Regions from separate parts of the Homo sapiens genome. Here all the other regions are linked to region 3. Evidence: chromatin loops called from intact Hi-C (ENCODE). Cell type or tissue: endothelial cell of umbilical vein. All regions are shown on one strand. Region 1 overlaps MAP2K6 (mitogen-activated protein kinase kinase 6). Region 2 has its middle 380 kb from the start of KCNJ2. Region 3 overlaps LINC01483 (long intergenic non-protein coding RNA 1483). Region 4 overlaps LINC01483 (long intergenic non-protein coding RNA 1483). Region 5 overlaps LOC105371882 (a long non-coding RNA gene). Region 6 has its middle 450 kb from the start of KCNJ2.

Evidence for each region. Hi-C counts contacts between places; a loop is a spot of excess contacts. Peaks named below come from ENCODE experiments on the same cell type or tissue, not always from the same donor. Only the 100,000 strongest peaks of a DNase experiment are listed, where the experiment ranks them.
Region 1: it touches region 3 in a loop (5-fold over the local background); 6 of 110 quality-filtered maps call a loop at or near these places.
Region 2: it touches region 3 in a loop (8-fold over the local background); 25 of 110 quality-filtered maps call a loop at or near these places.
Region 4: it touches region 3 in a loop (4-fold over the local background); 4 of 110 quality-filtered maps call a loop at or near these places.
Region 5: it touches region 3 in a loop (12-fold over the local background); 76 of 110 quality-filtered maps call a loop at or near these places.
Region 6: a loop joins it to region 3, with 4 times the contacts of the local background. A loop is called at or near these places in 22 of 110 quality-filtered maps.

The regions. Positions count from the first base shown.
Region 1 is chr17:69,524,497-69,528,496 of GRCh38, reverse strand. It overlaps MAP2K6 (mitogen-activated protein kinase kinase 6), which reads right to left. Exons shown (of 12, transcript NM_002758.4): 9 at 3,519-3,596; 10 at 1,788-1,927. Among named protein-coding and RNA genes, the nearest start is that of MAP2K6-AS1, 41 kb to the right of the region's middle. In endothelial cell of umbilical vein, CTCF peaks have their summits at 2,329 (motif pointing left) and 3,429 (motif pointing right); a DNase peak (open chromatin) is centred at 2,316.
Region 2 is chr17:70,550,918-70,554,917 of GRCh38, reverse strand. No RefSeq gene overlaps it. Among named protein-coding and RNA genes, the nearest start is that of KCNJ2, 380 kb to the right of the region's middle. In endothelial cell of umbilical vein, a CTCF peak has its summit at 2,307 (motif pointing right); a DNase peak (open chromatin) is centred at 2,287.
Region 3 is chr17:69,604,984-69,608,983 of GRCh38, reverse strand. The region is part of intron 2 of LINC01483 (long intergenic non-protein coding RNA 1483); the gene reads right to left. Among named protein-coding and RNA genes, the nearest start is that of LINC01483, 13 kb to the right of the region's middle. RefSeq lists enhancers at 1,502-1,771, 847-2,046. In endothelial cell of umbilical vein, a CTCF peak has its summit at 1,641; a DNase peak (open chromatin) is centred at 1,603; H3K27ac peaks cover 1,649 bases.
Region 4 is chr17:69,868,302-69,872,301 of GRCh38, reverse strand. All of the region lies in intron 4 of LINC01483 (long intergenic non-protein coding RNA 1483), which reads right to left. Among named protein-coding and RNA genes, the nearest start is that of LINC01497, 91 kb to the left of the region's middle. In endothelial cell of umbilical vein, no CTCF peak of the experiment used is centred here; a DNase peak (open chromatin) is centred at 1,911; H3K27ac peaks cover 870 bases.
Region 5 is chr17:70,142,406-70,146,405 of GRCh38, reverse strand. The region is part of intron 3 of LOC105371882 (a long non-coding RNA gene); the gene reads left to right. Among named protein-coding and RNA genes, the nearest start is that of KCNJ2-AS1, 25 kb to the left of the region's middle. In endothelial cell of umbilical vein, a CTCF peak has its summit at 1,984 (motif pointing right); a DNase peak (open chromatin) is centred at 1,995.
Region 6 is chr17:70,620,503-70,624,502 of GRCh38, reverse strand. No RefSeq gene overlaps it. Among named protein-coding and RNA genes, the nearest start is that of KCNJ2, 450 kb to the right of the region's middle. In endothelial cell of umbilical vein, CTCF peaks have their summits at 1,698 and 1,901 (motif pointing right); DNase peaks (open chromatin) are centred at 1,922 and 2,732.

The sequences.
Region 1 (4,000 bases), 80 kb after region 3:
CACAAAAAACAAGTCTTTGAATCCAGAAGGCAAAATCATGAACCCAGGTCAACCTGGCAGAGGTACTACCACATCCAGCACACTCCCTCAAGGAAAACAGACAGGAAGCAGCCTAGAAGATATATCTTTTAAGAGGCATCCAACAACTATTACACTAGTGCTCGAGGCTCCAGCCCCTCTCTAGTCATCCAGCCAAAAACAAAAACAAACAACTGCAGACCAGCCTCATACATCATCAGGGAAAAGTACCAGAAATGAGAAGGGGCCTAGGGCTAACAAAGAGTCGAAGAGCTCTTAGGTTCACAAGCAACAGACAGTTGCTTTGTTTTATGTTTCTTCCATGTTTCCTGATGAATGCTGTATTCACAGCTTTTTTTTTTTTTTTTTGAGACGAAGTTTTATTCTTGTTGCTCAGGCTGGAGTGCAATGGCGTGATCTCGGCTCACTGCAGCCTCCACTTCCCAGGTTCAAGCGGTTCTCCTGCCTCAGCCTCCCGAGATTACAGCTGTCCACCACCATGCCCAGTTAATTTTTTGTATTTTTAGTAGAGTCAGGTTTTCACCATTTTGGCCAGGCTGGTCTTGAACTCCTGACCTCAGGTGATCCACTCGCCTTGGCCTCCCAAAGTACTGGGATTACAGGCGCGGGTGCCCTGCCTCACAGCACTTCTAAAAACCATGGAGGCTGAGGAATGAAGCCACGGGGAAGATGTTCCTTCAGCTTCCTCAGTACCTCAAACAGCCTTCAGAGCTCCAGGCCCTTCCCCAGCAGTGAGTACTCAGAACGGCTCCCCTCCCAGGGTCACAGCTGGGCCTGCCACCATCTCCGAGCCCCCTTCCTCCTAATTCTCATCTACTTCTCCCGGATGGCCAAATACGCTAACCTGGCTCAGGGGTGTGCTTCACTTCTGGCATCCTGCTTCCAGCATCACTTGCCATGATCATTACTATCAAGCCATGCTAGGCATCATGACCTCTATGCAGATAGAAATTACTGGATTGTCTAGAGAATACTTTCCCCTCTTGCTTTTCTTGACTGCCCTGGCAGTTTTCATGAAAATATAGTTCACCTCATGAGTATGGCTCCCTCCCACTTTCCACCCCAACTTCCTTTGGATTCCCTTCCCAGAACTTCAGCATTGTCTCTTATGGTGGGCAAGTTTCTCCACAGTTAGCAAGTATTCAGTAGCAACCAAGGTTCTACAAGACTTCTGGGGACCTAAGAAACACTCTCAAACTACCCACTATCTTCTCACCGAAAGTAATTCTTTGCCTCTACTTCCTATCCCCAGGCCTCTAGTGGGTCCTATCAGCTTTCTCTTTATGCTTTAATCAACATCAAATTGCTTAAAGCTCACATAAAGGAGTTTCTTGCTTTCGTGACATTGTGAATGATGTTCCTTCTGTTTGGAATATGTTTCCTTTCCTATTTCCCTTTTGTCTGGAAAATTCCTCTCGTGATCGCAGCTCCAGATTTATCTCCTCCAGAAAAGCCTATCCTGAGGTCTTCCCTCTGAGTTCCTTAAATCGCCTATGCCCCTATCTCTATCACTGGACTTGCCACATTATACTATAATTATTCATTTATGAGACTTCTCTACTTGACTTTGGGCTCAGTGAGGGCAGGGAGTGTGATACGGTCATCTTTGCTTCTCCAGCAGAGAGGGCATACTCCACAAATGCTTTCGGAATGAATGTATGCATGATGGATTCAACCCCGATGGAAGAAATTCATGAGAACTCATCTTCTTCTTTCACACTGACACTTGGGAGGTGAGGCTGTCTTACCACTGTGAGGTAAAGTCAACAAACTCTGCAGAGAACTTGTCTGCTGGGAGTTGTGGCGATGGCTCCTCTACCACCTGTTTGAGCTGCTGAAATGGAGTTCCCCATGAATCATAGGGAAATCGAAGGATGGCCAACTCAATCTGGAGAAAAGAAGAAAAAAGGAGACAACAGTTTCAACAGGGCTGCTTTAGGGAATCACCCACGTTTCATTTGTGGATAGACAGCAGGAAACACAAGGCAAAGTTCAAGTATAAGTCCAGGGGTAGGGGGGCAGGAAATAAACTAATAATTTGTTCTCTAGCAATTTTCCCCAAATTCCTAGTGCTAGGGATTTTTAAATATTACTTACTAGACACAGCCACTTAAGCCTATCTAAAATGGGGACCCTCACTAAAACCCACTGTGGCACTTCATAAAAATTGTAAGCCAACCGTATTAAACTTCAGGATGTAAAGCTACGAGGATTTCAAACGTTTGGTCTGACAAGTAATTCCCAGCCTAAGATCTTTCCAGAGCCGAGCATCTACTGCCACCTTCAGGTCCCTTGGTGAAATGACAGGGAGAAAAAGCAACCTAGAACCAAATGACAGATCTTTTTTTGGACTTGAGAAAAGGCCACTTTGCATTACAGGATCATGTGCTTTCTGGGCAGGCAGGAGAAATAACTCATGGGATTTATTCAGCTGCTGTGCCTGGGGAGGAGCCAGGACCACAGTGGATAATTCCAGACCTTGGTGATCCACTGAAAATGTATGACCACCAAAGTTATGAAATTTACAATCACCAAAGTTATGAATAAGTTATGAATAAATCATATAACTTTAGGGCTGTGTCTAAGGAAATCATCCTATTGGTTATCATGTATTGAGGATATACCTGACTGATACGGTTGGGCTGTGTCCCCACCCAAATCTCATCTTGAATTGTAGCTCCCATAATTCCTACATGTTGTGGGAGGGACCCAGTGGGAAACAATTGAATCATGGGGGTGGTTCCCCCATACTGTTCTATGGTTCTCATGGTAGTGAAAAAGTCTCACGAGATCTGATGGTTTTATGAAGCATCTCCCTTTTCACTTGGCTGTCTCATCTCATTCTCTCTTGTCTGCCGCCATATAAGATGTGCCTTTCACCTTCCGCCATGATCGTGAGGCCTCCCCAGCTGCATGGAACTGTGAGTCCATTAAACCTCTTTTTCTTTTAAATTACTCAGTCTTGGGGATGCTTTTATCAGCAGTGTGAAAACGAACTAATACACTGACCTGATCAGACTTTGACTTCTACTTCTCCAATAAAAATATCCTGGGAAGCATAGTCTATGTCCTGGATAACACGGCCCTATCAGGGTTCACGCACATTAGCATTCTTTGCACAGCTTAAGCTTCTTGCCTTGGCTCGAATAATTTAATTTTAAACTATAAGGAATCTGGTCAGATCCTCTCGTTTTACAGAGGAGGATAGGAAGATAGTCCATGTGACTGTAACAATTACTCAAAAAGGCATACAGCTCGTCAGAGGTGGAATCAAGAGAAAGATTGGTTTCCCCAATCCCATATCAGTGTTTTTATTGTACCACAATACAAACAATTATTACTCAAAATCTCCTACCAGCTCAGCAGGAGAGGGCGCCCCAAACCAGCATTTAGGGCATTTGTTTCTTGAACCCAACGTCCACCTCATTCTAGTTTCATTACCCACAACCTCATAGTTCATGATGATTGGCATACACTACCATCGTGATGCCCAGACTCCAAATGTCAGACTTCACACTGTATCCCTTCTGGTTGAGCTCTGGGTTTATTCTTTCAGGCTGGAAAGAAGACAGACAACTGAGAAACTGGGAAGACAATTGAGATAACGTTCTTAGCTCAATAGTCTCTGGGGATGGGGGTAGCACCAGCTGCCAAGTGAGTTGTTATAAGCTGTTAACATGCCACCAAGGCCAAGAAGACCCGGTTAACTACAACAAATATCAATGCCTCCGTGGGGTTTCCCTTCTTCTGTGTTTGTCTTTTCTTGGACACAGTAATGGATCAAGTTCCTTTCATAACAAATTTAAAATTTGCCTTAAGAAGAAACAGGGTATACATTATAAAGCTACTTTGCCCATCTAGAATTATCCTTGTTTAAAACATGAACAGTCCAGAACTCAATAAAACAAGTGTCACTGGGCTACTGTCCCATGCTAATAGACCTGAGCAATTTTTAGCTAAA
Region 2 (4,000 bases), 950 kb before region 3:
TTTATGGAAAATGTTTATTTTGCAAAATCTACGTATAGATTTCAAAAAAAATTTTGCACCAAATAAACTTGTACCAATTTGTTACAATATGACTGAACAGGATCTAATTAGAGGCACTAAGAATTACAAAACATGAGTTTGAAATGATTCCCTATCAAAGCAATATGAATTCTTCCAAAATTGAAGCAAGAACAAACATCAAATTTATGGTAAAGCTTGGGCGAAAGAATGGCAAAATCATTGTCACTTTATGAAAAGTTTATGGAAACAATGTCCCAAATAAATCAGTAATTTATAAATGAGTAACTCACTTTAAATTGTCAATGAGATGATGTTGAAATGAGCCCAAAGGAGCAGACCATCGACATCAGTTTGCAAGAAAAAAATTAATTTTGTTTATGCCTTAATTGAAGAGAACCACCAATTAATAGCAGAACCAACAGCCAACACAATAGATATTTCAATTCGTTTAGTTTACACGGCTTTTTTCTTGCTTTTCTTTTTTTTTCTTTGAGACGGAGTTTCGCTCTTGTCGCCCAGGCTGGAGTGCAACCTCAGCTCACTGCAACTTCTGCCTCCCCAGTTCAAGTGCTTCTCCTGCCTCAGACTCCCGAGTAGCTGGGATTACAGGCACCCACCACCACATCCACCCTGATAATTTTTTGTATTTTTAGTAGAGATGGGGTTTGGCCATGTTGGGCAGGCTGGTCTCGAACTCCTGACCTCAGGTAAGCCACCTGCCTAGGCCTCCCAAAGTGCTGGGATTACAGGCGTGAGCCACACAATTTTGACTGAAAAATTAAAGGTGAGTAAACTTTCCCCTTGATAGGTGCAAAAACTGTTGTGCACAAATCAGCTGCAGACAAGAACAGAGCTTTCAATGAAAATTTTAAACAAATAGAATCAAGATCCTGAAGTATTCTTCAAAGAATTGTAACAGGAGAGGAAACATGGCTTTATTAGTGTGTCCTGCTGTCAAAGCACAATCAAAATAATGGCTCCCAAGAAATAGAAGTGGTCCAGTCATAGCCAAAGTAGACCAGCCAAGAGCAAAGATCATGACAACAGTTTTTTGAGATGCTTGAGGCATTTTGTTTGTTGATTTGCTGGAGGGCCAAAGAATAATAACATCTGCTTATGATAAGAGTGTTATGAGAAAGCCAAAGCTTTAGCAGAAAAACACACAGGAAAGCTTCACCAAAGAGTGCTTCTCCACCAGGACAATGCTCCTGCTCATCCCTCTAATAAACAAAGACAATTTTATGAGAGTTTTAATGGGAAATCATTAAGTATCCATGTTACAGTCCTAATCTGGATCCTTCTGACTTCTTTTTGTTTTCTGATCCTAAAACAAAAAATTTTAAGGTACCTATTTTTCTTCAGCTAATATGGAAAAAACACTGCATTGACATGGTTAAATTCCAAGGACCATCGGTTTTTTATAGGTGGACTAAATGGCAGGTATCATCACTTACAAAAGTGTCCTGAACTTGAGGAAGCTTATGTTGACAAAGCTTGTATTTTTAATTTTTATCTTTAATTCAATTTTTCTCTGAAATTTTTATCTAAGTCCTCTTGCATATGTCATACACATATATCTATAAGACTTAATCAGAACTCTAATTTTATGGAATCTAGGTCCTTAAAATCTGTTGCTTAAGGAACATCTAATCTTCATTGAAGTGCCCTTTTGTTCCTGGATTCCTGTTCTTTGTTAACAGTGTCAGTCACAACTATTTACACTTGATATAATTTAATGACAGTTTGCCATGAGAATGGCCAGGCTGTCTTTCTGTCTCCCAGACACAACAAAGAGGGAAACAGACAAGTTTGTTAGATCCTGGCCAGGCATCATTCAATGTATTACTGTGTGATCACCCTTTTAAAGTAATTGTGTGGTTTGAAGTTTCTTTTAGAAATTCCCCTTTGAGTGGCAAAAGGCTTTTCTATCAAAATACCAAGAAGGAGCAGGACCTCAGAGCCATCCCAAGTGGAGTCACTATCTTCCAAATCTCGGAAGTATTCTGACGACAGAGGCATAATGGAAAAGTTCCTGAAAAGTGATGGAGAAAAACCGGGAGAAAGCTGACTTCTCAAGCATTTGCAAAACTGATTAAATAAGGCTTTTTTTTTCTTTCTGATTCAGGGGCTGACACCTTTAACTAACGATAAGGGCATCTTGAATACAGCTCTGACAAATGACACTTAAGATCCCTGTTATTCCTGTAATTGGCATTCTATGATTTCTTCAACCTGTTTTCTTTAGTACGATTTTTAAAAAATGTAACCACCAGAGGGCGTAGGATATTACATTTCAAAGGGCTTAAATTTGTGTTTCAGCCACTAACTCCATCTCCCTAAGCACGCTTGAAAGGGGGAACCCTCTGCTATGCAATGGAGAGGGTTCTTCTTGCCCAGCCCTTCCATGCCAAACACAAGTCCTTCACCAAATCCGCTACCTCTTTAAAGATTCCATCAGCAACATCATGTCTGCTGTTTGCCAAAGAGGTTTTCTTACCAAATAGACTGAACTTTTTTTTTTTTTTTTTTTTACCTTCTACTTTCATTAAATTAAGCTATCCCTTATTCCTTGATTTGGGTCACCTAAAGTTCAAGGCAATAGTGAATTACTTCAGAGCTCTTTGGTTTGTATGCTTACACCAACAAGACATTCCTCTACCTAAAACTCAGGGAAAGCATTTGTAAAGCCATTTTGCCAGGTGCTCACTAACCACATTTCCCTGTTGCTTTATGAACATTCTCACCCAGCTCCTGTGTGTGTGCACGTGTGTATACAGCTTTACATTGGCTCATCACTTCTCTGTTAACCCTTCAGACTTAGTGCCCCAGGTCAAACTTAACAGCCTACATTTTGACAGATTTGAAAATTCTTATTTGCGTCGCTACATCACTCAAAAGTGACTCTCAACTCTTAGTTTCATATAATCTCCTCCAGAGCGTTGAATGCCTGTGTCTAGCAGACCTATGCCTTACTGAATTCATGTACCCTTACTAGGCAATGGGCTCTTTAAAAAGCTCAAATATGGCATGCAAGGTGGTGCTGCTGGTCTATGTTACTTTAAAACCTTTAAGTAATAATGCTTTGGTAAAGTGTCATAGGCAACTGTTTTGGGGCAAAGAAGAGCTTGAGTGACTTGACAGGCTTCTTCCTGTCTTATTTTGAAGGTACTCCTCCTTTAAATCATATTTACTATGTTACATTATTATGACGTTATCCAGGTTACGGTGGACATCATCCCTGTGTCTGCTGTCGGCATCAAGACCCACTACTCCCATTCTCCCTTGTAAGGAATGATGGCTTCTGCCTCTAATACCTTCTACTTCTCAGCACATCAATGCTCTGGAGGAGGACGGTACATTGATGATCCATGGGTTGCTGCTCCATGACACCTTATGGAGCAGTTGTGTCCAAATTCAGGGTACATTAGAATCATTTAGAGTACTTTTAAATATGTAGACAGCTGAGCCTAATTCAGTAATCCTGGGGAAGAGTTAAGGGCTCTGTATTTTCAACAGGCATACAAAAATTGTTATGACGTACTGTGGGAGACACTTTCTACTATTGTTATAATATCTATACCTGGTAACAGAGGCTCAATTAATAGGTTAAGAGCAGGGAGACATCAAGAACTTAAGGAAAATAGGCCCTGTCACTCTACTTTCAGAGGATGAATCATGACTGGCCTAAACCAGGGTACCATTTAGGGTAAGGGTAGCTACTATAACAGATGGACCCCTAAAATCTCCTTGAATTAACAAAATAAAAATTTCACTTACTCTTCACACAGCAACAAAAGCGGGTACTTGTCAGGTAATGCTCATGAACATCTTATGGCTCTCCACCTTCTCCCCTGGCCTCAGCTTTCTTCCAGCTTCCATACACACACACACACACACACTCACACACAGTGAGATACAGAGAGAGAGGGAACAAGGAAAAAGGGGACACCCACTCATTCACTGCTTCAGCCTGGAGAAC
Region 3 (4,000 bases):
AATACCACTGGTTTCATATTTGTTAACTATCTCATACTCTATTCAAACTCATATCCTCATATCTTTGGAATGTGGAAGCAGACACAAACAAGCAGCTTAGCAAGGAGCACTGACTAAATACCAAGTACTGCATCAAGGGCCAGAAACCCAGTGATAAATAAGATGAGTATGTTGTCCACCATTTCTGAGCCTATTACTCCTCTGAGTTTATTGTGGCCCTTTCTATCTAAGTGAGGCTGAAGGCCACTCCTGTAACAGAAGTAAAAGTTGAAATTCTCAACTCCATGCTTCTTCCGTGAAGCCCTCCATCAGTAACATGCTAACAGGTTGGAAAAAGAGTTGACAAATATGTACACTGGTCAGGTAGAAGAGGAGACATGGTAAAAGAGGAGTAAAGGAGAATGGTATTCTTTCTCAGGTAAAGAAACTATCTTCAACAAACTCCTTTGACAGTAGGCAAGAGGGTGTATAACATGGTATTGAGTGGAGGCAGAAATATTAACCTAAACCAGAGCTACTGGTGCTGAAACAAAGATTCTAGCAATTCTGAGACCAATGGAAAAAAAAAAATTTTATAACCCGTCTGCCAGCCTGTAAGCCTGTTTCCACTTCAGAATTAATTAGTATCAACATTTTACCAGCCAATATGTCTCAAAAAAAAAAAAAATCAACAGTGTGCTCTGCTTTTTTTCTTGTGCAATAAACCCCTAGGGATTACAGATATATTTATACCACATCTTTCAGGACAGTTGGAAATATTAACCAAAAGTACGTACCTAATGATTGTTTTCATTGTAATGCATTTGTATTATTTTCAATGAATGAAATTTATTAAATGACTATATAAATGTGATATGTCTATATATAAAACAAGTTCCATAAGCATACATAAAGCAGAAAATTTTGTCAGACTATTATATTCTGACTTAGGCATGGTCATCTTCCACTTGTAAGATTCGTATCTCCCATACATAAGCTAAATGACTCTGTAGAAGATTATCTGGTCAGAAGATGTGACTAGAAATTCATAAATGTTCTATTTCTATTAAACCTGCCTCACTGACACAGCCCACTTTTGTTCTCTCCTATTCTGCAAGACTTCGAAGGCTGGTTTAACATTCCTGTGTTCTCAGCTATATAATTCTGGTCTTTCCACCAAAGCAGTTTTATTTCCTGACAGTCACTACAGCTTATGAAAGCCAGTGCTATTGGGAAAATATTCCAAATGCACAGGTTATGTGGTTGTGGAAAATAGGCATTAATGGAAAAGGGACTGAAACCAAGTTCTCTTCCGATTGCTATTTTGGAACTTCTGGTTTTTCTGTGGAGCTCCAAGTCAGTGGTGATTGCAAAACCAAAGAGACCAAACAGAATATTCAAAAAGCAAATGACCAGGAGGAGTTTATTTAGAAAATAGATAAATACAAATTGTGCTTTATGGGTTTTCATGTTTATGTCAGAAGGAATGGGTAATGTTGGACAGTCTGAAAGTGATGCTGTGGAATTTCTGTATTTCTCTTTTGTTTCAAATCATTCTCCCTGTATCTGATACTAAACTCTTCAGAAAGGTTTCACAGCTGTGTCCTTTGGGCACAGGGCATGTTCTGACATGCAGAGGATTATCTTGTGCAGCCTGTGGCCGCCAGCGCCACCTAGCTTCTGTATACATTTCCTCAACTCAACAGTTTTCCAAATTGTTCAATTAAATGAGCCAGTCTTCCATGAGAGCTCAGTATCGGTCTCACAGATTTTGAATGATGAAATTGAGGACGCGAGTTGGAACAGCCAAACTGCTCTGAATGGTTGTCAGGTAGAAAGACATGTTCTCTAAGTCTGTGGAACTTTAGGTAGGATTGACAACAATTCTCAATGCATTCATCACCTGCCTGTCTTTTATTTGACAAACCTTTGTGTGCCAAGCAGTTAGATAACGTGCACAGAGACCCAGCTTCTGAATTTTAACCACTATGTTTCAAATTAGGGAGGATTTCTAAGAAGAGAGTCTTTGCTAGGCTCACACTCAGGGACTGCTTCCCAATGAAGGAGATCAGAATATGTCACCCCAAAATATGCCGGCATAAGAATTATTTTGAGCTGGGGGCAATTGAGAAAAAGCAGACACAGAAGAGCTCTGCCGTCCCCCTCTGCTTAAAGCAGGGCATAAACTTCCCCTCGTGAAGGTGTTAAAAGAAAAACTTTAGACAAATTAGATTTAACAATTTAATTAAGCTCATGAATCAAGCAGCTCCCAGAAGCAAAATAGGTTCCCAGCGACTCTTGGGCTGCCACATGGTCAGATAACATTAATCGACAGGAAATGGAAAGTGAGGTTCAAAAAATAGAAGTGAGGTACAGAAACAGCTGGATTGGTTACAGCTCAGCATCTGCCTTATTTAAACGCAGTTTAGACAGTTGGCTGCCTGTGATTGGCTGAAACTCAGCTGCTGTGATTGGCTAAAACTTGGCTACTTGTTTCAAGAATAGGTTACAGTCTATATTTCCACAGCCCCTTGAGTTACAGTTCACTGTATATGGCGAAACCTTAGCTTTAGGCTAAACAAAGGTGTCCCCCACCCTCCCCTATTAGAAAGAGGAGAACAACCCTTATCAGGAGATGGAGATAGCACCAAGATGTGCTGTGTAAGCAAACTTTAGTAAATAACTCTTGTTTATTATTGCTTTTCCTCATAAATTTACCTTCCCACCATTCACCACCCCTGGAAGCCCAAACCCTCTTTCCTCTGTCATAGTCGCTTCTCCCCAGGTTATCATCCTTTGCTAAAATGTTATAGATGCCCTCCAGTTTACCTGCTTTTTGGGGGGTTTTCACCTCTTTTCTATGAAAACCCTGCCCACATAAGAATATTAACATCACATACAATGTGTACAATTTTCTTCCATTCATCTATCTTTGTCAGTTTAACTTGCAGGCCCACCCTCAGAATATAAGAAAGTAAAGAAAAACTTTTACCTCCCATACATTTAGAGTCAGTGAATGATTGATTACTAAACAGAAGAAAAGTTAGAAAATCTAGGGAAAATGTCATGAGGTCATTCGCTCTGTCTCAGAATGTCCTTCATTGTTCTGATGTCACCTTTGAATGGAGTTTATGATTCTTATCTCCTTAAAAGATAACAGAGATCTCATCCAAAGAATCATATGCTTCTCTCTTTGGGCTAACTTATGACTATAATGTGAGAAACAGAGGAGCACAGAATCATGGGTCAGGCTCATTCTTTGTAGATGAGACCAATTGCTTGAGGGCATGATTCGGTATACTTTAGAGGCAGTGGGTGTTTGAAATATATAAATGAAATCGACACAGATAAATAGAGCAGTTCGACAAATAGCCTGCTTGGATTGTCTAGAAGCCCTTATCGTTTTGTTTTATTTTGAAAGCCAGGACAATATGATTACCAACTATTAGTTTAATGACGAAATCTTCCAGATGGTTATGATGATTAGAATGATCAAGAAATTAGAAGCTGTTCAATCCTCATAGGAAGGCTTCAGTGGAATAGACTCCCTGCTGCCTCCTGTAGACTTGGACTTATTTAAGGAAAACCCTACAATGACTAGTTTCCAGTTGTAGAAATTGGAAGAAGAAAGAAATAGCACCTGCAAGCCTAAAAGTTCTCTTCCTTCCAATGAAAAAGGAGCTTAAACCTGTCCAAAGTCATGTATGTTACCTCGGCAAGTAAAATTTTATCATTCTGTGTACTGAGTGAGTCTTCTTCCCCTCCCAAGAGGCTTTAACTATAGAACCTTTAGGTTTTTTTTGTTTGTTTTTTAAGAAGGGGGTCTAGCAACAACCTCAAGTTCCAGGACAGTCATTCTTTACTGACAAAGGAAGCAAAGATGAAAGTCCAATTAAAAGCCCATGAAATTTCCATCATGTTTCTTTGAATTGAGTTTGGAGTCTTTGGAATTCTCAAAATAATTCACATGAAGATCTCAGATGCCAATGTATTTTCTGACTCCCTTCAAGGTAGCCATATG
Region 4 (4,000 bases), 260 kb before region 3:
AAGATGGGAGGTTCTTGAGAACAGGAACTTGGTTTTATATTTCATTATATCTCTGATATCTAGCATAAAACCTGGTGCATAATACGTGTCAATAGGTGTTGAACAAATTGTTGCAATTAAATTTAGTAAACATTGATTGAGTGCTTGCCATTTGTCAGCTAACGTTTTAGTAACGGGATACAGGGATGTGTTTAGATTCTCATTGAGAAAAGAAAATATAAGTGCACAAATGACATTAAGCAATGGTAGATGATGCTAATTCCTGTGAAAAACGTAAAACGGATAAATGGAGTAGAGAGTAACAAAAGGAGAATTGGGAGAGTTCTTTCAGTCCAGACAGTTAGAGCCGGCCTCAGTGAAGAGATAACAGAGGAGACAGATTCATGATCGTAGGGAAGATTAATCCAGGCAGAAAAAGAAACAATTGCAAAGGCTCGGAATTGAGCCTGTTTTATTATGTCACACCCAACATGGAATTTCTTCCTAGAATTAGAGGAGAGGAGAGAATTTTTAGATTATGCATTTCTTTAATTTTTTTAATTGCAAACTTCTACTGCTGAAGAATAGGAGCTCTCAGACAACAGGATATTTTGCCAAGACATGAAAACAGCTTTGCTCCTGGAAAATTATTTTAATTGTTCTGGTGGGAGGTATTGAAAAAATATTTACTGGAGATTCACTTTAGGGCCACAAAATTAAAACAGCAATTTAGCAACAGGATCATAGTTAGTGATGTTCGGAGACGTATTTGGTTGTTTCGGTTTATTTTATTTTATGGTAATTTAGCTGAGGTAGCTTTTATTTATTCAGAAATATTTACCCCTTTTCATTAATGATATGTGCTCTTACAATGAAATTTTTTTTTTGCTTTTTTTTTCTCCCAAGTACATCTTAATTAAAGTTTAGCCAATTTTATGCATTGAAAAGTGTAAAAGTATTCCCTGAGCTGAAATTCCTCTGAAAGAGTGGAATAGAGCATGCTTCTTACTGATCCCAAGTGTTCCAAATTCTGACCCAAATAAGACCTTTGGGGGTTCAAGCTCATTTACATTTCATAAAATGTAACTTCCTATTTCTGGAGAATAAAAGGCTTTGAAAGTCACAAGGAAACGGCTCAAAAGGCATCCAGGGCATGAAATAGCTTTAACAAATCCTGCTTGATGAGTTAAGTGTAAAGGAATCAGAAACATATGGATTACATTTCCCATAAAATACACATAGGCTTAATAGCGAAGAAGAAAAAGTGGCTGTGGCCCAATGTGATTCAGGTTTTTTCGAACCTAAAACATTTGGAAAATAGTTCAAGATGGTTAATAAACCCCAAAGCAAGCCCAGTCTGTCCTTCCTACTGTAGGGAGGAATGTGCTGGATTTCAATGCAGTACAAGAGGGTGTCTGCTGGATTACTGACAACTCTCTTTGTCACACAAACAGTACCTCCTAGGGAGACAGAGAGAAAGGCAAGGCAGGTTTGCACTTGTCTGAGATATGCAGAATACTTTGGACCCCACTGGCAGAAAGTGCATGTTTCTTGGTCCTAACTCCTCCTAACAGCCATAACCTTCTGACTCGGTCATTTCAAGTCATGGTTATGGAAAGCCTCCTCCTCTCCTTTCTTTCCATGGCCACCTCCATCCTACTCACTCACCCACCCCCTGTAAAAAAAAAAAAAAAAAAAAGAAGAAAAGAAAAAGAAAAACATCAACATTTCTAAAATTGTTCTTTAAGAGATTGTTCTAATCTGAGCTCATTTAGGAAATGAGGAGTTTGAATAAATTGCATTCCCAGGCTTAAATTACTGTGTCATTCTTGGTGACACAATGAACCCTTTCACCTAGCATTGTGTCCTAGGAAATTACAATTCCTGCCTTGAATGGACCTGCTAGAGAACAAGCAGAGGGTCAGTTGCAGATCATTAGTCAGAGGGGATCCAGAGCCCATGAGTCAGGACCTCTCACTGTTGCAGGAAGCAATCCTGACCACTTACCCCCAAGTCTCTTCAGGCCCACTGCCCTGGGGGAGCTACCACACACTGCAAAAGAATGTCCACACTGTGACTGCAGTGTGGGGACCAGAGACGCACTGAGTCAGGCCTGCTCTTTCAGGTGGAGGTCAATGCTGTTCTGTCAGGCAGAACCAGTACTCCTTTGAGATGCAAGATTTTGAGGAAGTGCTTTCCAGCAAATGCTCCACTTTCTTCAACTTCACAAATTCTTTAAGGTTATCATCTACTTTCCATTTTCACAATCACAACCATTATTCGGGGATTCTTATTCTACCCATTATGTCCACAGTCTTCAACTTAAAGCACCAATCCAACCATATCACCTTTCAGTAACTCTTTCTTCAAACATTTGGTCATCTAACTACTGACCTGTCAGATTCTTACCAAAAAAAATGACCAAGTAATATTGAAACCTGGGGAAGCCTTAGCATTTTCAATCTTAGAAGGCAACTGAAAACAACCTACAGTGAGTAGTTATGTAAATGAGGTGTGTTTAGATTCTGAAGATGATCAGACCAGGCTATCTTTGCCAGACTTCTGCAGGGACTCTGGAGTCTAGAGAGAAGGCAACTGAATATCCATGTGCTGCCTTAACCTTGGAGTCCTCAGGATTCTAACTTGCAAGTTTTCTGCTTAGAACTCAGCATTTGGGGCAATGGCTTCCAGCATTTTTTTTTTCCTTTTCCTTTAAGTTCTGGGATACATGTGCTGAACATGCAGGTTTGTTACATAGGGATACATGTGTCATGGTGGTTTGCCGCACCCATCAACCCATCATCTAGATTTTAAGCTCCGCATGCATTAAGTATTTGTCCTAATACTCTCCCTCCCCTTTCCTCCTACCCTCCGACGGGCCCCGGTGTGTGATGTTCCCCTCCCTGTGTCCATGTGTTCTCGTTGTTTAGCTCCCACTTATGAGTGAGAACATGCGGTATTTGGTTTTCTGTTCCTGTGTTAGTTTGCTGAGGATGATGGTTTCCAGCTTCATCCATGTCCCTGCAAAGGACATTCTTTTTTGTGGCTGCAGCATTTTTGAATATAAAAAATCTTACAGTTCACTATATTCACTTCCCCATTTTAGATCAATACTCAAGACCGAAGGCTTTCTAGTTATCTAGCCTTCCTCATCTTGTCCGCAGGATTATCTGTACTTTCCTGTCATTAGACACCTCTTCCACAGATTACCACTCACTCAAAGCCACCTCTGCAACTCTGTGTTGTGTCTTCTGCCTGACAGACTCTTCCTAGTGCTACCTGCAATATCTGTTCCCTCTCTTCCCCCAGTGCATAAAGCCACTCCTTAGCAAGTTTAACTTCTTCACTTTCTCTCAAAATCTTGTGCCTTCAATTTACCCGGCTGGATGTTTTGTTTGTTTGTTTGAGACAGTGTCTTGCTCTGTCGCCCAGGCTGGAGTGCAGTGGTGTGATCTCAGCTCATTGCAACCTCCGCCTCCTGGGTTCAAGCGATTCTCCTGCTTCAGCCTCCCGAGAAGCTGGGACTACAGGTGCCCGCCACCACACCTGGCTAATTTTTGTATTTTTAGTAGAGATGGGGTTTCACCATGTTGGCCAGGCTGGTCTTGAACTCCTGACCTTGCGATCCACCTGCCTTGGCCTCCCACAGTGCTGGGATTACAGGCGTGAGCCACCGCACCCGGCCTGGATGTTTCTTTACTAAACTCATCTCTACCTGATGCGGTTTGGATATTTGTCCCCTCCAAATCTCATGATAAAATGTAGTATCCAGTGTTGGAGGTAGGACCTGGTGGGAGGTGTTCAGATCATGGGGGTGAATCTCTTATGAATGGATTATCACCACCCCCTTGGTGATGAGTGAGTTCTCACTCTGAGTTCACATGAGATCTGGTTGTTTAAAAGTGTGTGGGCCCTGCTCCCTCTCTCCTTTTCCTGCTCTGGCTGTGTGATACACCAACTTCCCCTTTTCCTTCTGCCATGATGGTAAGCTTCCTGAGGCCTCACCAGAAGCAGAAGCTGG
Region 5 (4,000 bases), 540 kb before region 3:
GGCGTGAGCCACCGCGCCTAGCCACTCTCTCACTGTATTTTAAGTTTCATGAGGGAAGTATCTTTTTTTCTATTTAGTTCATTATTACCTTCAAAATGTCTACACATGATCTGACACATGGTATATATGAATGCATGAATTAATGAATTTTATAAAAATCGAGTACTTGTTGAAAATTGTTATGTCACTGGCTGCATTAATTTAAGAGAGAAAGAAATATAAAAGGAAGGAAGACAAAGAAAGAAAAAAGGAAGAAAGGAATAAAGAAGGAAGGAAAGAAAGAAGAGAAAGAGAAAAGAAAAGACAGACTACTAAAAAAGGCATGATTTACATTGGGAATTATTATTCATTGCAATGAACTGTGTGTAAGGATAGAGAAGATATGAATTCCTGTATCAGATCTACTAAATAATTATATGATTATAAGAAAGACACCTTCTTCTTTTGAGCGATTCATTGATAAAGTGGTTAGAAGAGGTACATGGGAGATTCATTTTTAAAATTCTGTGAGCTACATCTGTCACTTATTATACGTATAAATAAGGCAGTATTAGAGCAACTTATGATGGTACAGATTGGAATACTAAAAATGTATATATTTCACAGACAACAAAAATAAAAATAAACACCATATATTGGCCATTTACTCTGTGCTAGATTTTGTCTTAAGGGCTTTTACAATATGTCATGTTTCATTTAATTGTGAGAACAATTTTACGAGGTAAGTACTTTAACCCCTATTTAACAAGCAACTGAGGCTTAGATGCCTGAGGAGTTTCTCTAAGGCCACACCATTAGTAATCCATGGGGCTAGGATTCAAATCTAGATTACCTGACCACCTAGATTTCAATCTAAATTAAATGAGAGAGTGAAACAGACACAGAAAGAGACAGAGAAAGAGAGACTAATATGTAGAGAGTAAGATAAGTAGAAAAAAATCAGAGAAAAGAGAGAAATAGATACATATAAGGTCAAGAAACAAAGAAAACGGAGACAAAGAGGCAGAGAGATGGATGGAGATACTTAAAACCAATACTAGTACGGCAGTATATCTGTGAGAATGCATTATCTTATATACTACTTCTTTCTCTCTCTCTCTCTCTCTCTCCCCCTCCTCCACCCCCATTCTACACACACACACCGCAACATACACCCACAGACACTACTTATAATGACAGAATTATTGAGACTTTCTTGTTTTTAATATTTTTATCTTTAATTAAAAAGAAAAACTACAGCCTTAATCAAATAAGCACTGATGGTATAAGATGGTGGCCATTAAATGTCTGAATTTGTTACAAAATATATTATTTAGTTTCTAGCAGACAGTACTTTATGGGAAGGTGGCTAATCCTACCTTTCTCAGTTCATCACATCTGGATACTGACATAAGCAGGATTTAGAAAACAGAAAAATCCTTTAAACAAATATCACGATTCTTTGAAATGCATATAAATTATGAGATTATAATATACATATTTATAAAGCAAATATTCACTCATGCCATTAAAATCATGTTTATTAAGCTATACCTATACATGCATTAGCGTGATTATTTTAACACAATATTGGTAATCGATACCTACATTTTGGCTGCCTTCCCTTGCAATAAATAGAGTGTTGAATTATTTATTAGATGCTCAACGGATGTCATCCAGAGTTTCATGTCTATATTTGTAGATTGAGAATGGCAGTCTAAAGAAACTACAATTTTATCTTCTAAATATGTAATCCATGTTGAGGTAGCTGGGGGAAATCTAGCACATGGAATCTATACTTAGAACAATGTTATTTGTTGCTTTTCAGTGCCTGCTATTTTCTGACTTGAATGGTGTCCATTATATTTTGTTTATCGGTATTATTGACACCGAGCATTCCAAGTTATTTTTCCAAATATCATTCCATAGCAGTCGGGGATAAATTAAAACTTAATGGATTTACTTCATGGAAAAAACATGTGTTCTCTTGTGACCACAAGGTGGCACAATAGTGACCAAAAATACTCAGCCTCCTAATAGAATTGCAATTACCAGAGGCATTTACATAATTGTTATTATTAATCTTGTTATCACTACAATTATGACATTTCATAATTAAATATCACCCCAACCTTTGGGGAAAAGGCGAAGTGCTTTTGTTTAGTTTTTGTCTTCTTTCTGCCTGCAACATCATTAATATTTTTTTTTCCTCCAATCTCCAGCCCCACCAGGACAAGCAGGTCCACAGAGCTATCATTTTATGTATTATTCAAAGGTTTAAAACAAACAGTAATAACTTAAATAATAAGTTACACTTTTGAAGAAGGATAAACACAAAGTTATATTGTTCAATGGATCTAATGTTGCTCTCCATTCAGTCTTAGTTATTTCATGACCATGCTAACATTTATTTATAATATAAGAATAAAAATACCATTCCAGAAACTTCGGCTTACACTACAGGTTCAAATTTGTCCATTGAAAGTTGCTGTTTTTCTGCATTTCATGCCAGGCACAATATTGGGAAAAGAACCCAGAATAGCCCAGTGTGCCCTGCATTTATTTCATGATGGCTTTGTATTGAGAACAGGCCATCTCTCATCATGTTCAGGAGACTGGGAGACCACTGATGCCTGGGAATCTAGGTGTTGCAATGATGGTGAGCTACACTCATTGGAAAGGTATACAAGAGAAACCACCTTTTCCCCAAGTTAAAATGAAATACAGGCTAGCCAGGTACAGTTTGCCATTCGTCAGACAAATCACCCACCTGAAGATGCACTTCTTTTTATTTTTTATTTATTTATTTATTTGAGACAGAGACTCTCACTGTCACCCAGGCTGGAGTGCTGTGGCGCCATCTCGGCTCACTGCAAGCTCTACCTCCCCGGTTCACCCCACTCTCCTGCCTCAGCCTCCCCAGTAGCTGGGACTACAGGCGCCCGCCACCATGCCTGGCTAATTTTTTGTATTTTTAGTAGAGACGGGGTTTCACCATGTTAGCCAGGATGGTCTCGATCTCCTGACCTCGTGATCTGCCCTCCTAGGCCTCCCAGAGTGCTGGGATTACAGGCGTGAGCCACTGCGCCCGGCCCTGATGCACTCCTTTATAATAACATGAAGGGTTAGTAGCATCCCATAAATGAGCATTTTCCCCCAACTTCCCTAGATTAAGAATTCTGGCATTTTACAAAATAACATGTATGATGATGCCTTTTATTAGTTTATGTCATGAGCGTAAGGTGTCCCCATTAGAATTTTAGTGTTCTACTATGGTTATTACATTTTTCATTATGCTACTTGCTTCCTGCCATTACAATTGTAAAAGCAATATTTTATCTTTTTTGAAATCAAATTTTGTGGTGTTTTTAAATGGCTTCAATTTTCCTGTTTAAAATAGACCCAATTTTAGAAAAGGGCAGTAATAGCAGAACTGAAAACTAAATTCAACAAATATAACTTTAACTGAATTGTCAAATTATTATCATGGGATGTATAAAATGTACATCACAGTGAGTTGTACATTAAAGAAAGATTTTTAAAATTGCACAAAGTATTGTAAAATTGGAACTTTCCAGCTGAATTCAGATGGTACAGTACTTATGAGAATAGAAAATACTGCACTAAAATACATATGTATCTAACCCTGTTCAGTCTGCTATAACAGAATGCCATAAACTGGATGGCTTATCAACAACAGAAATTTAATTCTTAGAGTTCTGGAGACTTGACAGTCCAAGATCAAGGCAGATTCATTGTCTGGTGAGAGTCTACTTTCTGGGTCAGAGGCAGCACCTTCTCACTGTGTTTCCACAGGGTAGAAGGGGTGAGCGGTCTCACACAGGCCTCTTCTAAAAGGGCACTAATTTTTCTTATGAGGCCTCCACCCCCATAAGCTAATCACCTTCCAAAGGCCACACCTCTGGATACCATGGCCTTGGGGGCTTAGGATTTCAACATGGGAATTTGGAGGGGACAGAAACATTTAGACCATAGCAATGTGGCAATGAAATAAAAGCAT
Region 6 (4,000 bases), 1.0 Mb before region 3:
CATATTTCATGCTCCACACCCCACTTTCTAAGTACTAACCACTCCCATTCAAACTAATAACTGGAGGAAGACTCAAGCAGGAAAGAGGAAGTGCTGTGTCACTGTTGGCAATGGTGTGGCCAATTTCAACAGCCCAGCTAGGGAAGGGAAGAAAATTTAACATTAAGTCAATCCAGACATGTGAATGTTACAGATACCTGCACACTTCAGCTTCCAAGTTGAATCTGAGTTGTCATCTAAAGTAATGGGAGAAACTGTTCAATACCTCCAAGCAGGTAGAAACTCAAGGGCCCGCCCAACTCTCCATCTAGAGTCATGGGAAAGCGACGCCGCTGAATAGATTTTGAAAGGGAGGTTGGGAACGGAACTCAAGTTCCGTGTGTTTATAACTCATTGATCTTGCTTTCTCAACACATAAGTTACTTGACATTGGATGAGTTACTTGCTTTCTTAAGGTTTTAAGTATCCAGCTTTAAAAATGCATTAAACACACCTTGCCTCATTAGAATTGTAATGAATAAGATCATTTAGGTAAGCACGGCAAAGCACCATGAGCATTCGATCACTGTTAGCATCCTTCCCTCCCAAACATTTGCATTCCATTATTCATTGATCTAATAGTAACACTGAAGAATTGTTAGAAAGGTCAGTTTATTAGCTAAAAAAAAAAGTAAATAGAAGTTAATGCTTAGAAATGAGCTGAAGTTGAAAGGCATTTATCTCTGGTTATTAGGCAAATCACTTAATATTTCTCATGTCCAGTTTTGTGGGCTGGCAACCTGTGCTCAGTCCTCAGAAGGGCCCTGTGTCTAGTTTAATGCTCTCATGTTACTGTCTTGAAATTCTTGATAATTTAATCCTTCAACTTGTGTTCTGTAAGTAAAGTCTAATGGGACAATGGTGCCTATGTGTGAGCAGAGGAGATATGCACACTTTGAATGTTCCCTGTAGTTCCGTACTTCCCCATTGTCTTATAGCATTTGCAATGCTGCATGACACAAAATTCTAGTAGACTCACAATGCCTGAGGGTCTAGAAAGACTCAAGAGTACAGGTAAGCATGTACCATTCCCAAGGGAGTGAGCAGGGACTCTGACATCCCTAGAGTCCACATATTCCATTCAAACCTGAAGTTGCTTTCCGGTGGAGAAATAAGACAATGGCCTTCTGGGAAACATAGAGGAACAAGGAACCTATGATAGCCATTCTAACTCCTGTTACTTCCCTCCATGTGCCAGCCAGCCACTTAGGCTGGAAATGAAGACAACATTGGAATATAGGAGTAGCCATGGTCTCTTTACCTTTAAGTCCTTCTTTATTCACTAGTAAACTGAAGATAGAGAGGGTTGATGGGATGTATATGTTTCCGGAAGTAAAATACAAACAGAAGAGGTGGTTTTCTGCAGTGTTTTCACTCTTCTGATAAGAAGGAAATGGGTAGGCGTGTACGACCTACAAAATAGGAAGTGGATAGCATCAGTGACTCCGTGTAACCAACAAAATGCATTTACATTCATATTAAAAGCTGACATTTCACGACATAAAGATGAAAAGGGAAATTAATGCTAATAATTACATTTTAAAATTGTCTTTGCTTAGAATTACACTAAATCAATAACATGGAGCAAATAAAGACACCATGACTATTTCAGAGAATTCATGGAGAGAGAAAAAAGTTTCTGTTAGTACTTTTAATAACATCTTTTTCTGCTTTCTGAAACAGAGGTCCTTATTTTTGTTCTCTACTGGACCCCTGGTGTTTGTTCTCTTATGTATAAAATGAAGTATTTGTACAAGAATGCCTCTTAGGGTCCCCCATTCTATGCGGGGTTTCCACTAGAAAAATTGGCTTCCCCTCTGAATGACCACAACCCGCCGAAAGAAAGCAGCCCCTCTGTTGAGATGGCCAACAGATGGCGCCTTTGTGCTGAGAAAAAGGTACCCCTTCTTCGGGAAGTAGTAGCCTGACTCCTGGGTGCACAGTTTGGTTAGGGGAGCCCAAACTGCATTTTAAGCTTCCATTTGCTTCGTTGGCTGAGTGCCTTTATGCACAGCAAACTGCACAGCATTACATGGCAGTTTGGGTTCCATCCGTTCAAATATTTTCCTCTTACTATTGGCAACTTTGACTTTACCTCTTTAATTTCTACCCCTATTTTATGAATCACGGTTCAAAGAATGGCTGCTATAAACATGTGTTTTGTTTCCGTGCTAAAGAGAGAACAGAGCCAGGTTGAAACGATGCTTCTTGCATTGTCATCTGAGTTTTGGCAATTCTAGCTAGTCCTAGCTAGTCCAAGGGGTAGCTGGATGAAATGTTATTAACTTTTGGGGAAATAGTAGGAATTATATGAAAACATAACCCAGTTGACCTTTATTCTTTGCTGTGGGTGTTCTTTTTTGTTGTTTAGTTCAAAATAAAAATAAAAAAAATACTTCTTTGGAAGTATGTTTGAAACAGAAGGACTCTTTCGATGATAGCAGTTAAATATGTATCAGTGCCTTTCAAGTGGAAGATGAGAAAAAACACTGGGTCTCTTGATTTCATTAAAAATTCACTACGTTCGCTTTCAGGGCAGGTTTGTTGACTAATTAGATGCTCTCGACTCTAAACTATTACCTTCTGCCCTGGTATCTTGCTCTCCCCAGGGAAGTTTAATTTAAGTATATTGCTGGTCTTTGCTTTCCTCCCACACTGTTGTGAAGTGTTGCTATGAGGCAGCTGAACAGCTGCTGTGCCTTTCCCCAGAAGTGGCAGCATTCCAATAGTGGGCAAAGTGAGTTATGTAAAGACAGTTTTTCAGGGTTTCCTAGGAAACTAGTGATGGTGGTCCAGTTTGGATTTGACATGGAAACAAGAAGATTAAGTCTAACTTTGGAGGGGCCGGGGGTGGTGAGGGGCAGAACGCTCTGGAGGCTACTTCCACACTAGTTTGCTGCATTTTTATTTTGAAAGTATATAAGAAATTTGGCTTAGGAGGGCTGCGATAGTCTAAACAATAAAACAGCAGCCCTAGACTGAAGTTCATGACCTCACCCACGTCTTCACAGTGACCTAAACTGACTTAGTCCATTAGAAATGAGGGAGAAATTAAATCCGGCAGGTGTCCCCCACTGAATTAATAAAACCAAGCAAAATAGAGGTTCTAGCTACCATTTGATTATTCAAATATGTAAAATGCCAAACTGGGCTAATTCAGCCCTAATCTTCTTGTAATGAACTCATTCCATTTAACTACAATATAGAGAGAACTAACTTTGTACTTAGTACTGTGTTAGATTTTGAGAGAACAGAGAGATTATAATGAGAATATACCTTGTTAGAGCCCAAAGATTAGTGAAAGAAATAAGAGAAACTGAAACCATACTCTAATATAGTAAACAGCTCAGGAACATATGGGAACCAATCAGGAACTCTTTCTAATGAGGTTTCCCTGATTCTCACTGGATATTTCTGACACGTCGACTATAGCATGACACTTGTTGAATGCTGGAGAAGGCCAGCGCGGTGACTCATGCCTGTAATCCCAACACTTTGGGAGGCCAAGGGGGCAGATCACGAGGTCAGGAGATCGAGACCATCCTGGCTATCACGGTGAAACCCCATCTCTACTAAAAATACAAAATATTAGCTGGATGTGGTGGCGCATGCCTGTAGTCCCAGCTACTCGGGAGGCTGAGGCAGGAGAATCGCTTGAACCCTGGAGGTGGAGGTTGCAGTGAGCCGAGATTGTGCCACTGCACTCCAGCCTGGGCGACAGAGCGAGACTCCATCTCAAAAAAAAAGAAAAAGGCCGGAGAAAAGTCATTTAGAGTTGGTTCTAAAAATAACTATCTACATGATACCAAACAAAAAAAAAATGTCAAACAACCAGTTGCTTTGTTACATTATGCCCAATAATTCATGGTCCAAAATATATTTTGCTGAAGTGGCTCACCACAGATGGAATGGACTGTAAGTTTTGGAAGCACAAACATAACTAATAAGGCAGTCATGACTC